2 separate regions of the Homo sapiens genome follow, and region 2 is linked to region 1. A link is an interaction called in ENCODE POLR2A ChIA-PET data of the cell type or tissue named here. Cell type or tissue: GM12878. All regions are shown on one strand. Each heading gives the region's core, and the rest is flanking DNA. Links, peaks and the distances in the headings are about the cores only.

The links. Peaks named below come from ENCODE experiments on the same cell type or tissue, not always from the same donor. Only the 100,000 strongest peaks of a DNase experiment are listed, where the experiment ranks them.
Region 2: POLR2A ChIA-PET joins it to region 1 with 14 read pairs; 6 of 35 experiments call an interaction of 5 or more read pairs at or near these places.

What each region holds. Positions count from the first base shown.
Region 1 is chr11:61,039,956-61,048,283 of GRCh38, reverse strand. All of the region lies in intron 1 of LOC105369325 (a long non-coding RNA gene), which reads left to right. Among named protein-coding and RNA genes, the nearest start is that of LINC02954, 11 kb to the left of the region's middle. In GM12878, for the core only: no CTCF peak of the experiment used is centred there; DNase peaks (open chromatin) are centred at 5,013 and 5,911; H3K4me3 peaks cover 1,779 bases; H3K27ac peaks cover 2,492 bases.
Region 2 is chr11:60,947,445-60,955,772 of GRCh38, reverse strand. SLC15A3 (solute carrier family 15 member 3) reads left to right here and starts at 3,597. Exons shown (of 8, transcript NM_016582.3): 1 at 3,597-4,779. The coding sequence starts at 4,222. RefSeq lists an enhancer at 3,285-3,424 and silencers at 3,605-3,834, 4,155-4,314. In GM12878, for the core only: no CTCF peak of the experiment used is centred there; DNase peaks (open chromatin) are centred at 1,154, 3,162 and 3,522; H3K4me3 peaks cover 5,246 bases; H3K27ac peaks cover 5,091 bases.

The sequences.
Region 1 (8,328 bases), core at 308-8,307:
AAGAGATCAGATCTGTTTTGATGGGTAAGAACAAAAGGTGAGGTGGTTGAAGAAGATGTGGAAAGGGCCCACGGTGCACTTTGTTCTGAAATTGCAGTGACTGGGGGTGACTCGGATCAGCCCATCAAAGTGACACCCCTCTTCAGGTGGCCCAATCATCAAAGGTGGGGGAAAGGGCTGGGAGCTAGGGGGCCAGTCTTTTGTCCTGTCTCTGACTTGTAACATTTATTTCCCTTCCCATTCACCATAAGTATGAGGCAACAGTACACAAAACGGAGCAGGATGAAAAATAACCCAGAGAACTCTGTGTGATAGGAAAGCACGGGTGAAAAGATGAATTGATGAGAAAGTTATCCACATGATGCATCATATCAAAAGGTCTGTTCATGTTGTAGGTGGTGGGACACTGGTTTGATTCTGAGCTTCCTGGTGGCCAAGGCAAAGAGGCAAACCCAGAGGCTTGAGGACCCTCTCTACTGTCTCAAAAGACATTCTCGTCATCTTTATGAGCAACAAACAGCAAGTTTCATCATGCTGTTTCCCACAAAATCCCTCAATTCCTGAAGGTCTGCCCCAAAGCACAAGTCAGTAAAAGCAGCTCTTCAGGGCCAAAGCAAGTGAATGCTTGTGAATGATACAAGCTGCTAGGTGCGATTACTGTTGTAGCGGGGATTTATGCATCAGAGGACTGGCTTTTCTAAACCTGGTTTCTAGAGTCAGAGGCACTTTTTAAAGCTGGAATTCTCAACAAGGGTTTTTCCTAACTGCCTTCAGAAACTGGCCAGTCTTCAGAAATGAAGTGATGTGCAAAAGTGAAGTGTGCCTGGCACATAGTAGGTGCCCAGTTAAGGTTTGTTGTTACTGTGGTTGGATAAAGCCAGTCTGCCTGGTTGAATCTCACTCTCATGCTTGCTATGCAACATCAAAAGCTCTTTTCTGGGAAGAGGCCCATTAGGAGCATTTGTCAGGGGTGTGATGCTGATAGCAGGTGGATTATTGAGAGATTTGCTGCAGAGCAAACACCGAGCTCAAGGCATCCTAATATGTATGTATGTTTGAGGTTCAAGGAAAAGTGCAGGTAAAGAAAATGGGCAGAACTCTGAGAGCAGTCTGTAGAAAAAGAGAACTCGACCACTGGGAGAAAGGCAGATGGCTGCACAGTTGTGCTTCTTTGAATGCTACTGGCCTGACTGAAGACAGAGCTGCATTCCAGCATGATTGTAGCCCAAGTTGGCATCAGAAGCCACCTTCCAGTCACCCTGCAGATCGGGAAATATGTACTGTTGAAGTCTGGTGGTAATTTGAGGGCTTCCACAGTATCATTTTAGAGAGGATCCCTATTCTTAGCTGTGCAGATTGCTCTAAATTACATTGAGCACTTCATATTCTTGAGAAACCAGCTGCCACTGCAGGAAATCAGAGAATACTACAGCTGGAGGCACCTCAGGAATCGCCATGTCCTTGTCTTACAAGGGACGAAACTGATGCCCTGACCTGAATAGTGAATTCACAGTAGAATATTAACACTACAGCAGAGGCTGACTCCCGCAGTCCATATCATTTATTGGTATGTTAATGATTAAGTGAAATATTGCAAACAACTTCAAGGTGCATCAATAGAGCATTGGTTAAATAAATAATGGTACGTCCATAAGACAAGATGTATGGGTGGAAATATTTTCACATGGACCATTAAGAAAGAATGAGGTTGATGGACTTTTATTGCTGTGGAAGGATGTCCATGACATATTGATGAGGAAAAGAAGCAATTTGCAAATAACATGCATGTGTCTCTGTATGTGTGTCTACATATAGGTATGTGTATGTATAGAGGTGGTTATCTCCAGGTGGTAGGATTCCAGATTATTTTTACCTTCTTTAGAGATTTTGTGCAGTGTTTAGCCTTTTTTTTTCTTGTTTCCTTTCTATGAGTGTGGATTTGTTATAATAAAAAGTTACATTAATGTTTTTTTTTTTTGAGACGGAGTCTCACTCAGTCGCCCAGGCTGGAGTGCAGTGGTGCCATCTCGGCTCACTGCAAGCTCCGCCTCCCAGGTTCACACCATTCTCCCGCCTCAGGCTCCCGAGTAGCTGGGACTACAGGCGCCCACCACCACGCCCGGGCAATTTTTTTTTTGTATTTTTAGTAGAGACGGGGTTTCACCGTTTTAGCCAGGATGGTCTTGATCTCCTGACCTCATGATCCGCCTGCCTCGGCCTCCCAAAGTGCTGGGATTACAGGCGTGAGCCACCGCACCTGGCCTATATTAATTTTTAAACATGTTAATTGCTCATTTAAAATAGGTTTCAAAAAAATTATCAAGGAAATACATGTTTATGGCACAAAACTTGGAAAACTATTTTAAAAACTAGAAAGAGAAAAAAGAATCCCATCCAAATCTACCATTCAGAGCATCGTGGGCAGCCCTCCTAGGCTTGTTTGCTGTACATCTTGCTGGGATTTTGTAAGAAGAATCCCTTCTGAAAACTGCATGAAATTCTCTTAGATCTAGATACCGGCATTTACCAGATGGGTTTCCTAGATGTTAGACATCTCATTCTAGTTTTTCCTTATATAGTAGAGGACATCTTTGTGCGTATATGTTTGTCTACACTGTTTTCTTGGCAGTTTCTAAATGTGGGTCTCCTGGTCAAAAGCGCAGGCATTGTTAAAGCCCTCGGTACGCATTTTCCAGTTGCTTTTAAAAGCTGTCTCTCAATTTACATTCCAACCTGAAGCACAAGGGAGTGCCTATTTGACCCCGATCTCATGGACGTGATGACTGTCTTTTAAAAATACTTACTAATTAATGAATCATCTTTGAGCACGCCTGGCAACCTGGAGGCTGGTGCAGAGCTCTGGGGTGCTGTGGGCATCATATCATATTGGCTTCCTGACCTTGGCATCCCTTCCAGCTGACTCCAATAAAGATCCCAGGGGAATGAGGGACAGAGGCCCCAAGTATCGTAACTTATAGGTTGAAGGCAGTTCTCCCTAAACCCAAATGGTATTTGTATGTGTGTAGTGGGGGGATTTAAGTAATTTTAAAGTTTACCTAAAGGATAAGCTGGAGACAATTACTGAGAATTTTTTGAAAAATGGGAGTGATGAAACAGAGTTTGCCCTTGCAGATAATAAGATTTAAGTATTTTATAAAAATAGAAAGAGAAGATAATATAGGCCAAAGCTTATCTGATTTAAGAATGAGGGAAAGACTTACCAGACATAGACTATAAAGGAGCTACAGAAGAAAAATAGAAATAGCATTTTGAATTCTATTTTAAATTAAAAAAAAGCGTGAGCAAAATTTGAAGCTATTTGTTTGCTAAGAACACATATTTGCAACATATAGAAAAAATGATTACTATCCCTTGTATATATTCCTTCATTTAACATTTCTTAAGTGCTTATAATGGTTGATGCACTGTTATAAATGCTGGGAATTCAAAAAATATATTAAATACTTTTATATTTCCATAAGAAAGAGATTGAACCTAATGAAAAAATAGATTAAAGTGTAAGCAATTTACAAAAGGAAAGGTAGAAATGGCCAATAAGCATATGAAAAAAATGCTAAGCTCCGTAATAATCATGAGCGTGTCAATTAGTTCAACAATGAGACATGATTATTCACTCTAAAAGTTAAAAAATTTTAGAACGATTGAACTGAATTTTGACCAGTTGAAGGGTAAACTGGTTAAAACGTTTTGGACACAATTTGATAACAGTTGTTTAAGATTATTAATATGATATATAATTTGATCTAGAAATTCTAGGACTCTATCCTATGCATTGAATTAGAGATGTGGCCAAATTTTATGACAAAAAGTGCTTATCACAGTATTACTACACACACATACACACACACACAAATAGACTCGACCAAGAGCTTTAACATTTGAGTAATAGTTTAATAAATTAAGGCACACTTATACAATGGAATAGTATGTAGATATTCAAAACTTTTTTCTAAGAATATTTAATGCCTGTTACTAGTTAAAAATATGATATGAAATGATATAAATTTTAAAATATATGTGTTCAAAAACATATCTTTTATACATGTTTTTATAACGCAATGTTATATAAAATGTTTTATAATGCAATGCTCATACACATATATACATATAAAGGACCGAACCCGTGTAAAAAATGTCTGGAAGGATGCAGAGCAGATTGTTAACTTTGGGTAGGAGGCTCTTATTTCAATTTTTAATTTTAAATTATTAATATTTTGTTTTTAAAATTTTGCTATGAGGGAGTACTGCTTTTGTAAATAAGGAGATATTTTAGGAAGTTAGTGTGAGATAAAAAATATGATTAATATTAAATATACACAAGCACCTAGCAAAACACACAGGAGAAAATAGCATTATGATGAATAGGAACTATATTTTTATTCTTATTTGTATTTTCTAAATCTTCTACAACAAATAAATGTAGCTTTTATAGCTGGCAAGTAAACCACAGCTATCATTATAACATGCGTAACATATTGAGATGACCCTTCTGATCGTTTTTCCAGGCTCAGGGTGGCCCAAAATTCAGGAAACATAGGATACACTTATTTTAAAACATTATATTTGTTATACCTCCAAATTCTGGGCTCAATATGTTTTTCTTTAACTGCTAGACACTTTTTCAGGCGTAGTACCTCTACATTTGAAGCAATGGGTCCAATTGTTAACCTGAACAAAGTACAATAAATAATCACTATTTAACCCTTGTTTCCCGAATTTCTGGATACTCTGAAATGTGTTTGTTGCACTGGGAGTTGCAGAAAAACATATTGCAATAGTATTCAAAAATGTCTTGTGCTGTTTATCTAAACATGGTCCAAACATTTTGGAAAATAGTTTGGCAGTTTCTTAGGCAATTAAACATACACCTACCGTACAACACGATAATTGCCCTCCTAGGTATTTGCCCAAGAGAAGTGAAAGCATATGTTGCTACGCAGCTTGTACACAAAAGCTCACGTCAGCACTGCTCGTTAACAGCCCCAAACTGGAAACCACCCTGATGTCCACTAATGGAGAAAGAGATGAATGGCGATATATGTACATCTACATGTGTATCCGCATTTCTCTGCAATACAAAAGGAGCAAACCACTGCTAACACAGTGTGGACTCCCAGACCATGACTGTGAGGGAAGAAGGCGGAAACGAGTGTGCAGCGTGCAATTTCATTTTTATCGTATTCTGGAAATGACAACGGTAAGCTATAGGGACAGTGTCAGTGACAGTGGTTGTGTGGGGTTGGGGCAGGGAGTGTGGTCGCACAGGGCGGGAGGCACTTGATGGGGTGAGGAGAGGTTCTATATCTTAATTTAAGTCGTTGCATGGGTATTTGTCAAAACTCATCCAACTGTCCACTTAAAATGGGTGTATTTTATTGTACGTACATTATCTCTCATCAAAGTTGATTTTTTTTTAAGCGAGCTTATTCCATGCAGGGCCAGCTACAGAATTACAAAGTAAGATGGTGGCAGCAGAGTGTTAAACCAAGCTTGGGGCCCTGCACGTGAAGCTGGCCCTGATACTGTTTCCTGACTTTTCTGATACCAGGGGTGTGTGTGTGTGTGTGTGTGTGTGTGTGTGTGAGAGAGAGAGAGAGTACTTTACATAAATGGTATCTTACTATCAATGCAGTTTTTAAATTTATTTTTTAACTCAATAATAATGGGCTGGGGTCGCCTCTCCAAGCCAATAAATTGAGCTCTGCGTCATTCTCTGCAGAGCATCCCGCTGTGGGTGTGTCTAACCGACGAACCCATCTCCCTTTGATAGCCTTTGAGGATGTTTTCCATTTCTCACACTCAGCATCACTCAGCCCCATGCAGTGCAGAGCTCTCTCTGTACAGCAGCCGTTTCTGAGCCCTCTGGCAGCAGCCTGGGCCCCTCCTCCCCAGGCGTGGTCTCCGGGTGCTGCTCGGAGGTTGTTTGCCTTGAGCATTTCCCTTCCCGCCTTCTCTTTGTCTTGAGCTTTAAATAGAATGGTTAGAGCTCTAGAATGATCGACTTTCTTAGCTCAGAGGCTGCTGCCACCACACCCTATCCAGGGCCCCTGGAGCCTGAGCCCTGGCACCTGAATTATGCCCTGTCACTCCAGAGGCCTGGAAGGAGTTGCAGGAGGCACAGCCAGGGCTCCTTAGGGGCCAAGAATCCATGCCCCCAGCATTGTCATCCAACGTTCCCCGCATTCCCCTCAGCCCTGCCATGCCCTGTGAAGGGCTCTAAGCCTTGGGATTTCCAGAATCTACCACAAGACAGCTTTATATCTCCATAGCAAGGGGCACTTCTCTGTTTCAAAAGAGCCTCAACCTGTATTTTCACCATATACAGCTTCACGTTGACTTCCCACGCCCAGAACTATTTTTGGGCTGCTGGCTCTTAGGGTCTGCCCACACGAACTGATCGGTGCTGTCAGGGGACTTGGGGTCACCCTCTGCTGGCCACGTGTCAGGCCACGCAGTGTTTATAGCCCTCAGGGCTGTTTGAAGTGGGAGAGGGACAGTGGCTTCTGACTAGCTTCCGTGGCCTTGGGAAAGTCTGCTGCCCTGTCCCCTTCCACTTTTGCTATATAATGTGATCTGTGTCTTAGGTGGGCCTTATGGAGAAAACTTAACAGTCCAAAATGTCAAGGTCTTGTTTCTTTTTCTTTTTCAAAAAAAATTTTATTTTGTTTTATTTTTGAGACAGAGTCTTACTCTGTTGCCAAAGCTGGAGTGCAGTGGCACGATCTCAGCTCACTGCAACCTCCACCTCCCAGGTTCAAGTGATTCTCCTGCCTCAGCCTCTTGACTAGCTGGGACTACAGGCACCCATCACCACGCTGGGCTAATTTTTATATTTCTGGTAGAGACAGGGTTTCATCATGTTGGCCAGGCTGGTCTCGAACTCCTGGCCTCAAGTGACCAGCCCGCCTCAGCCTCCCAAAGTGCTGGGATTACAGACGTGAGCCACTGGGCCCAGCCAAGGTCTTATTCCTTTTCTTCCACAACAGGAGGCACTTTCCTCAATTTAGAAGGAATTTAGTCTGTCCTGCCAGGGCATCTGACCTGGGCTCCCCACAGCACCAGCAAATAAATCCTCAGTGAAGAGTGCACTGAGGAAGGGGAGAGGCTCCGGTGGGAGGCGGCTCTCGTGGGAGCAGTGGCAGCTTCTGTTTTATCTTGTCTGGATGGGCAGCTCTGTGTCCTCTTGGTCTGGTGGCCTCTGTGATCAGTGTAGCAATCACCATGAGAAAGGATCCTCCAGCCCCATCTGGATTGAAGGTCCCACTGTAATTGATCATCGATCTGCCAGGGAGAGGATATTACCTGATCAAAGATAAACAAAATCAGCCCTTGTTAAAGGTGGTAAACACAGATCTATTCAGCGATAGCTTCTATAGTAGGGAAGAGGCTCTAGTGTAAGCTGAGCTCAACTTTGATTTGTGCAGAGGTAACTGGGTGATTTGTTTTTCCTTTTGGTTTTTGAGACAGGGTCTTGCTCTCTCACCCAGGCTGGAGTGCAGTGGTGCAATCACAGCTCACTGCAGCCTCAACCTCCTAGGGCTAAACAGTCCTCTTGCCTCAGCCTCCCAAGTAGCTGGGACCGTAGGTGCACACCACCACACCTAGCTAATTAAAAAAAAATTGTCGAGATGGAAGTCTCCCTGTGTTGCCAGGTTGGTCTTGAACTCCTGAGCTCAAGGGATCCTCCCACCTTGGCCTCCCAAAGTGCCGGGATTATAGGTGTGAGCCACCGCACCTGTCTTGGGTGCCTCTGACTGGGTTCCCTCGGTGCCCTCTGTTTTTAAGGGAGAATGAGGGAGTAGAGAGGAGTGAACCGGGGCTCAAACAATCAGAGAAGTGAAAAATTAGCGTGATGAGGCCAGCTGTGTAGATTAACTGGCCTTTATCAAAGTTAGGCTCCTGCCCTCCCTCAGAGGCTGGGACAGGCCCTATCCTTGCTGATGATATCATTTCAAAGAAATGGTTCTCAAGTCTTGAGAAAGACACTTCTGGGCTGTAGGAGGCACACATAGGACCCAAATGGAGAGAGAAAGGATGTACAACTGGAAGTTTTTAAATAAATGTCTATCCTCACGTGTTGGCTGGAACAAATGGTGAATTCTTTTGGCAGCCCTGAGCTTTTCCACACAGGAGTGCAAAGCGGCGGTGGGTTGTCCCAGGGGTGTGGCCTGAGGCTGCCAGAAGCTTTGCTAGAGCTTGGTTGAGTGTCGTAGGGCAGGGTTCGGATGGAGTTGTTCTTGCAGAGAGCTTTTGCAATTTCCAACACAGAGTATCTGTCTTTCTTCAGCTCTGTTCTAGGCTGGTGAT
Region 2 (8,328 bases), core at 92-8,091, 92 kb after region 1:
TGATCTCTCTAAGAAAGCTCGCTGATGACGCAGCCCCTGTGCTTCTCACACTCAACAGTAGCTGTGTTAGATGCACAGGTAAAAAGGCTCATTTTCACCAGCCTCCAACCAAGGCATCTGCAGGGACACTTCAGCATGTCACCGCACCAGACAGTGTTGCTGCCCTTGGCTCTCTGTGAGCATGCAGGCCCAGAGATGCCAGATCCTCTGCAATTTCAGGAGTAGCCAAAAGTCCGGATCTTCATGCTAATACTTCTGATTTTTTTTTTTTTTTTGAGATAGAGTTTCGCTCTTGTCGTCCAGGCTGGAGTGCAATGGTGCGATCTGGGCTCACTGCAACCTCCGCCTCCTGGGTTCAAGCGATTCTCTTGCCTTAGCCTCCTGAGTAGCTGGGATTACAGGCCTGTGCCACCACGCCCGGCTAATTTTGTGTTTTCAGTAGAGATGGGGTTTCTCCATGTTGGTCAGGCTGGTCTCGAATTCCCGACCTCAGGCGATCCACCCACCTCGGCCTCCGAAAGTGCTGGGATTACAGGCGTGAGCCACCGTGCCCGGCCAATACTTCTGAATTTTTAAGGAGATAACTAAAACTTCAAAAATGTTTTAAAATTAAAAAACAATATGGCCGGGCACGGTGGCTCATGCCTATAATCCCAGCACTCTGGGAGGCCGAGGTAGGTGGATCACTTGAGGTCAGGAGTTTGAGGCCAGCCTGGCCACCATGGCGAAACCCCTTCTCTACTAAAAATACAAAAATTAGCTGGGCACGGTGGCGGGCACCTGTAGTCCCAGCTACTCGGGAGGCTGAGGCACGAGAATCTCTTGAACCCAGGATTCGGAGGTTGCAGTGAGCCGAGGTCACCCCACTGCACTCCAGCCTCCAGCCTGGGTGACACAGTGAGACTCCATCTCAAAAAAAAATAAAAATAAAAAAATAAAAAGAGAAACAGTAACAGAAGCTACAACAAAAACTAAACACCATGTAACTAAACACTATCAGAGCCAAACCACATAGACCTGTGGGTCACGGCCATGGCCCACCAGCTCTGGGGCTCCTCAGTTCTAAGATTCTGCTCTCCAGCTCCCTCCCACTGGTCATCAGTGTTGTGACTCGTGCCCTGGGTGACAGTCATGTCCGCTTTTGGAACATTACTTCCCCTATCTGCAAGAGGCAAGTCACCCCTACCTTCTCCCCAGCTAAATGTGTCCCCAGGACTTTCCCCAGTGAACCAGCCCAGCACCTGGCCCCCTGGTACCTTGGAGATGGAGGCTGGGCAGTAAGAAAGACGCTGGGCTGGGTGCGGTAGCTCACACCTGTAATCCCAGCACTTTTGAAGGCCAAGGCAGATGGATTACCTGAGGTCAGGCATTTGAGACCAGCCTGGCTGACATGGTGAAACCCCATCTCCACTAAAAAACACAAAAATTAGCCGGGCGTGGTGGCACACGCCTGTAATCCCAGCTACTCAGGAGGCTGAGGCAGGAGAATTGCTTGAGCCTGGGAGGCAGAGGTTGCAGTGAGCCGAGATCGTGCCACTGCACTCCAGGCTGGCCAACAGAGTGTGACTCTGTCTCAAAAAAAAAAAAAAAAAAAAAAAAAAAGATGCTGCACTCCTCTTTTCTTTGCTACTTTCCTCTCCTGGGTTTTTCTCTGCAGGCCACACTGCTTTTAGAAGCCTTTCCCTTCATCTACCACCCGCTGAACATCACCGATGGCAGGCCAGCACTCTCTCAGCTCTCTGGGTAAGACTCAGCTCTCTGGGCTAAGTCTGAGCTCATCTGCCAGCCTAGTGATCTTGCCAAGAGAGGAAGGAGCTGGATCTGATGTGATCTGAACTTCGTCACCATACCGTCACAGCTGATGACCTAAGCTTCCTCCAAGTCGAGGGATGGTGCAGCTCCATTGAAGTCTCCTCTTCTCTCCTCCAGGCTCTGCCCACCTCACGAGAGCACATGGTCCTGACTGCAGTGACTGCAGGAAGACCTGGGATGGAGGGCTTTGCTTTCTCACCATCCTCTTGGCCTGGCTTCTCTAACATGTTAAAAACTTACAGTGGCCCACAACTGTAATCCCAGGACTTTGGGAGGCCGAAGCAGGTGGATCATGAGGTCAGGAGTTTGAGACTAGCCTGACCAACATGGTGAAATCCCATCTCTACTGAAAATACAAAAATTAGCCAGGCGTGATGGCACGCGCTTGTAATCCCAGCTACTCAGAAGGCTGAGGCAGGAGAATTGCTTGAACTCAGGAAGTGGAGGTTGCAGTGAGCCGAGATTGTGCCACTGCATGGCAGCCTGGGCGACAGAGTGAGACTTCGTCTCAAAACAAACATACAAACAAACAACAACAACAAAAAATCCCTCGCTTTTTTGCTGGTATCTATAGTGCTTTTTTTGCTGGTATCTATAGCTTTTGTGAGACTCAGTTTATTTAGCTTTAGCTTTCCTGATATTATTATTCTTACAAATTTTGCCTTGGGACACTCTTTCCATTCATTGATTCAGGCAATACTTATTGAGCACCTACTATTTGCCAAGCACTGGGAAGCCATTGAGAATAAAACAGTGAAGAGTTAGAAAAGGTCTCTGATCTGATGGAGGGCCTATTCTACTGGTGCTAACTGAACAAGTAATATGTGCTCTGAAGACATTAAAACAAGACAATGTGATGGGGGATGCTGAGAATCCAGTAGGAAACTACTTAGATGGGAAAATCAGGGAAGGTCCCTACAAAGGAGACATATATGCTGAAACCTCAATAAAGAGAAGCAGCCAGCCATGCAAGGATATGGAGGGAGAGCAGTTATGGCAGAGGGGTCAGCAAAGACAAAGGCCCTGAGGCAGGGAGGAGCTTAGCATGGAAGGGGAACCTGGGAGGCCGGCTGGCTGGACTTGAGTGAACATGGGGCTGAGATGAGATCAGAGGAGAGCAGAGGCCAGATCCCCCGGGCTCCTAGGTCAGGGTGGGGCTGGTGCTTAGGAGTTCTGAGGCTGACTCTGATTTAGTCTGAGGTCGGTGTCCCTCTCAATCCCGACTCACTTGTGGTCCTCTATGGCCCGCAGGCTTGTTGAAAGTGCCCCACTTCCTTCCTCACAGCAGCCTCTGTGCAATCCGAATTGCGCTGTGAATTTCCCTGCCACTCAGGAGCCCGGGGCAGGGCTTCACCCCTAGTTCAGTTACCAGGAACCAATCTTTCTCCACCTTCCTGCCCTAGCCCCACTGGGTCTGTCTCTGCATCTGTGAAATGGCTGAGTGTGACCAAATGATGCAGGTAGCCTTTCCACTTCTTTCTACCCGTGGCGCCTCGGGTGGAGGCGTGGAGTTTGATTGGAAGAGGGTAAAGCAAAAGTGGAATCCTGGCGAGAAATGAAACTGAAAGAAAAAATTCCTCCTGGAATTTTTTGGCTCTAAGGAGGCCAGCAGCGGGGGTTTGGGGTAGGAGGCAGAGGTAGAGAAGGAGGGAGGTTTTTAGAAAGCTGACCGGGCAGGAGCCCTGTGACCCAGGCTTTCACTTCTCCTAAACACCCAGTAGCGCCATGTGATGCAGGCAGGGGACTGCGGATAGGGCCTGTGAAAGGGGAAGCGAGGGGAGCCCAGAGTTTCTCAAGAAGCCGAGAGAGGGACAGAGGCTGAGCCTGGGGGGAGGGCTGCAGGGGACTGAGAGGGGAGTGTAGGCAGTGGGGGTGAGGGGGACAGGGAGGAGGTGGAGAAGACGGCAAGGGGCAGCAGGGTGACTGGGGCAGAGGGAGCCCCCACCCCACGCCCAGGGCAGGCCAGGAGTCATAAGGAGAGGGGACAACAGGAAGGGGCGACAAACGGGGAGGGGAAAGGGAGGCGGAGGGGCAGCGAAGTGAAGCAGGGAGGGTCGCAGTGTGAACAAGAGTGCGAGGAAGGGTCAAGGTGGAGGGAGGAGAGGGGAGAGTTAGGGAGAAACAGCTGCAGGAGAGGCGCGGGGAGGAAGCCTTAGGGGTGGGGGAAGGGAGAGGGGAGTTGAGAATTAGGGAGGAGGTGGTAGAGTCCGGGTAGTGAGCGGAGGGACAGGAAGGGTAGGGCAAGAAAGGGAGAGGGGACAGGAGGGAAGGGTGGGCCAAAGCGGTGAGAAAGGAGGGCCAGCCAGTTGGGTGGGGGAGAGGGCCGAGGCCCGGGGGCAGGAGTGCAGGGCTCTGAGGCGGGGAGAGGAGAGGAGAGAAGAGCCGCGGGGGGCCCAGCCCGGAGCCAGGATGCCCGCGCCGCGCGCCCGGGAGCAGCCCCGCGTGCCCGGGGAGCGCCAGCCGCTGCTGCCTCGCGGTGCGCGGGGCCCTCGACGGTGGCGGCGGGCGGCGGGCGCGGCCGTGCTGCTGGTGGAGATGCTGGAGCGCGCCGCCTTCTTCGGCGTCACCGCCAACCTCGTGCTGTACCTCAACAGCACCAACTTCAACTGGACCGGCGAGCAGGCGACGCGCGCCGCGCTGGTATTCCTGGGCGCCTCCTACCTGCTGGCGCCCGTGGGCGGCTGGCTGGCCGACGTGTACCTGGGCCGCTACCGCGCGGTCGCGCTCAGCCTGCTGCTCTACCTGGCCGCCTCGGGCCTGCTGCCCGCCACCGCCTTCCCCGACGGCCGCAGCTCCTTCTGCGGAGAGATGCCCGCGTCGCCGCTGGGACCTGCCTGCCCCTCGGCCGGCTGCCCGCGCTCCTCGCCCAGCCCCTACTGCGCGCCCGTCCTCTACGCGGGCCTGCTGCTACTCGGCCTGGCCGCCAGCTCCGTCCGGAGCAACCTCACCTCCTTCGGTGCCGACCAGGTGAGTGGCAGGAGGCCTGCCCCGGCATACTCCGGCGGGTGTGGAGGGAAGGAGGGCTGGCCCCCAGCGTGACCTGGGACAAACCAGGTCCCCTGCCTGCACTAGTTTCCTGATTTGAAAGAAGAGGGGGGCTAGCCCTTGCAAAACCGATGGCAACCGCAGTGGGAATAACCATGGTTGTTTTTTTGTTTGTTTTATTTTTTGAGACGGAGTTTCACTCTGTCGCCCAGGCTGCAGTGCAATGGCGCGATCTCAGCGCACTGCAACCTCAGCCTCCCGGGTTCAAGCGATTATCCCTCCTTAGCCTCCAGAGTAGCTGGGATTACAGGGGCCTGCCACCACGCCCAACTAATTTTTGTAATTTTTTTTTTTTTTTAAGTAGAGGTGGGGTTTCACCATGTTGGTCTTGAACTCCTGACCTCAGGTGATCCACCTGCCTAGGCCTCCCAAAGTGCTGGGATTACAGGCATGAGCCACCACGCCAGGCAGGTTGGTCTTTTTTGAGCTACTTGCAGGCCCTATGCTAAGCACTTTCACTGTTTAACTGATTTAATACTCTTCACCACCCAGGAAGTAGGAATTATTATGCCCATTTTACAGAGAAAGACACTGAGAGGTTTCATGGCATTAATCAACTTGCCCAAGGTGACATGGAGGGTCGAGGAGCCGAGTAAAGGCAGCTGGACTCCAGGTCCCACCATGAACCTCCTCTCTGTGTGTTATGGGGATGTGCGGGCAGGGCAGGAGCAAGCCAGCTTCTTCCTACCAGCAGTGCTAGAGGCTGTCAGGCCGACTTGCTCAGATCCCAGCTCTGCCTTTCACTAGCTGGAGCCACATGGGCAAGAACTCATTTATATCCTGAATGGGCTGCCTGGTCTTCTCCCTTAGCTCAACCTCTGAGCCTTTCTCCGTTCCCCCTTGAACAGAGCATGGCACGTAGAAGAAATTTAATAAGTATTTGCTAAATGAATGAGTAAATGCCCAACAACACGGCTATATTTTGATAGCTGTTCCCAGTGGGATATTAGACAATAATTTAGACTAAAATGTAATATTATTAAAATAACCACATATGGTGTAAATGAGCAAAAGCAGGAGGCAGGACTGCATACAGATAGGACTGCAGCCATGTGGAAAGACGAGGTGTCAACGAAAGGAAACTGGAAAAAGATTGTCACAGTGGTATGATCAGGCCACTGGACTAATTGCACTTTCTTCTTGTCTCAGTTTATCAAATGTTCTTTGATTGCACATATTATACTCATAAAGGGGACATTTTTCAAAAGGATCGTTTCATCCAATTGGCACCCACAATTCAGCACCTAGCAGTTTCCAGTGTCCTTGACAAGGAGTCACTTGTCCAGCTTGTTTAGGATCCTTTGATGATGACTTCATGCCCCCAGGCCAGCCCTGGCCATCTCTTTTCTTTCTTTCTTTCTTTCTTTCTTTCTTTCTTTCTTTCTTTCTTTCTTTCTTTCTTTCTTTCTTTCCTTCTTTCTTTCTTTCTTCCTTTCTTTCTCTTTCTCTCTCTCTCTTTCTTTCTCTTTCTTTCTTTCTTTCTTTCTTTCCTTCTTTCTTTCTTTCTTCCTTTCTTTCTCTTTCTCTCTCTCTCTTTCTTTCTCTTTCTTTCCTTCTTTCCTTTCTTTCTTCCTTTCTTTTGACGGAGTCTCGCTCTGTTGCCTACGCTGGAGTGCAGAGGTGCGATCTCAGATCACTGCAACCTCCACCTCCCGGGCTCAAGCAATTCTCCCTGCCTCAGCCTCCCAAGTAGCTGGGATTATAGGTGCCCGCTACCACGCTGGCTAGTTTTTGTATTTTTTTAGGAGAGATGTGGTTTCGCCATGTTGGCCAGGCTGGTCTTGACTCCTGACCTCAGGTGATCCACCTGCCTCAGCCTCCCAAAGTGCTGGGATTACAGGCGTGAGCCACTGCGACCGGCCAGCCCTGACCGTTTCTTACTTCTTGTTGACATTCTTTCTGACCTAGAGACCCCCAATATTTGTCAATGGGAATCTCTCATCTTCCTTTAATCCTATTATTTCATTGACATCCCACTAGCACCCCCAACCCAGTACCCTTAACCTGTGTCATTGACCCTATTGACCTCCAGAGAGCCTCACCCATCTAGTACCCCCTGTGGCAAAACTGATCTTCTGGAGGCCAGGCCACTGAGCAGAGCCTCCCGTGGCATCAACAGGGCCAGAAGCTCCTGTACGTTCTCCCCTTGGCTGGGCACGAACTTTGGGTGGAGCAAAGGCAGGCCACAAGGCCTCATGAAGTCGGGACCTGATCCCTAGGACAGTGCAGAAACACCAAAATGATTTGAGGCAGGAATGGACATCACTGGATTTGAGCTCTTCAAAAATGGCTCCGGCTGCAGTGTAGATAGCATATGGGTTAACAAGAGTGGGTACTTCACAACAGGCAGGAAGCGGCTGCAGAATTCAGGGGGGCAGTCAGATGGGGATGTGGGGGTGGGTGGGACTGGCACCATCTGGCAACAGCTATACCCCAGGAGCTGCGTGTTTCACATACTTGCTGATTTCAGAAAGGGCCATCCATCACTCTCGACAAAGCATCTGCTCATTCTAAAAGAACTCATTTATATCCTGAATGGGCTGCCTGGTCTTCCCCCTTAGAGTTACAATAGTCACATTCATTTACTTCCAATTAATAAATGGAAGTGGCTGCTTCTAATGGGACCTATTCAATTTTCTGCTTGAAAGTCTAGAGCGAGAATTATCAGTGAGCTGGTATGCCCCTCCCTCCCCACTTCCAGGAGGACCCCGCAGAATCTCCAATGGAATGCGGGTTTAAGTGCATCTGTGTGGACTATAATTTTACATTTGAAAAAGGAAAAATAAATACTTGTCTTTTCCCCAATGCAACTACAGAAAGTAAAGTTTGACAAAATCGCCCTAGCTAGTGGAAATATAAATCTCTACTTGAAAGGCAGTAATGGATCCTGAGATTTGCAGGGGCATGGAAAGGGTGACTGGTTTAGCAATGTAGAGAAGTATTTATTCTCTCCATTGAAATGGCCCCTAGTCCTCACTGCTTTTTTTTTAAATGCAGATGCCCAGGTCCTGCCCCAGACCTGCTGAGTCAGAATCTGGGACCTGGGCCTGGGAGATTTGGAAGCAGCTAGTGCAGCTGACTGGAGCCAACAGACCAGAAGGGGCCTGGGGCCTGGCTGTTGCTGATTGATCCAAATTCTGGGTAAAGATTTTCAGCCCATCTGCCCTTGCTGGGAGGCCTGAAAAAAAACGTTTTTTTCACCAGGCCAGAACTCACTCTTGGGGCTGTGCCTGGGACCACCTCTGCTGTATATCAGAGGGACAAAAGTGGGGTGAAAGGATGGGTCACAGTAGGCTTCTCTGCTTGCCTCTCCGAACTGCAGAGGAAATTCTCGCTCAGACTTCTGTTCTTTCGGTAACATGCATACAACATTTTTAATAATGTGCAATAAAACTGAGATCTTATTGGCTTTTTTCTGATTATAAAAGTAATGAATAGGCCGGGCGCGATGGCTCACGCCTGTAATCCCAG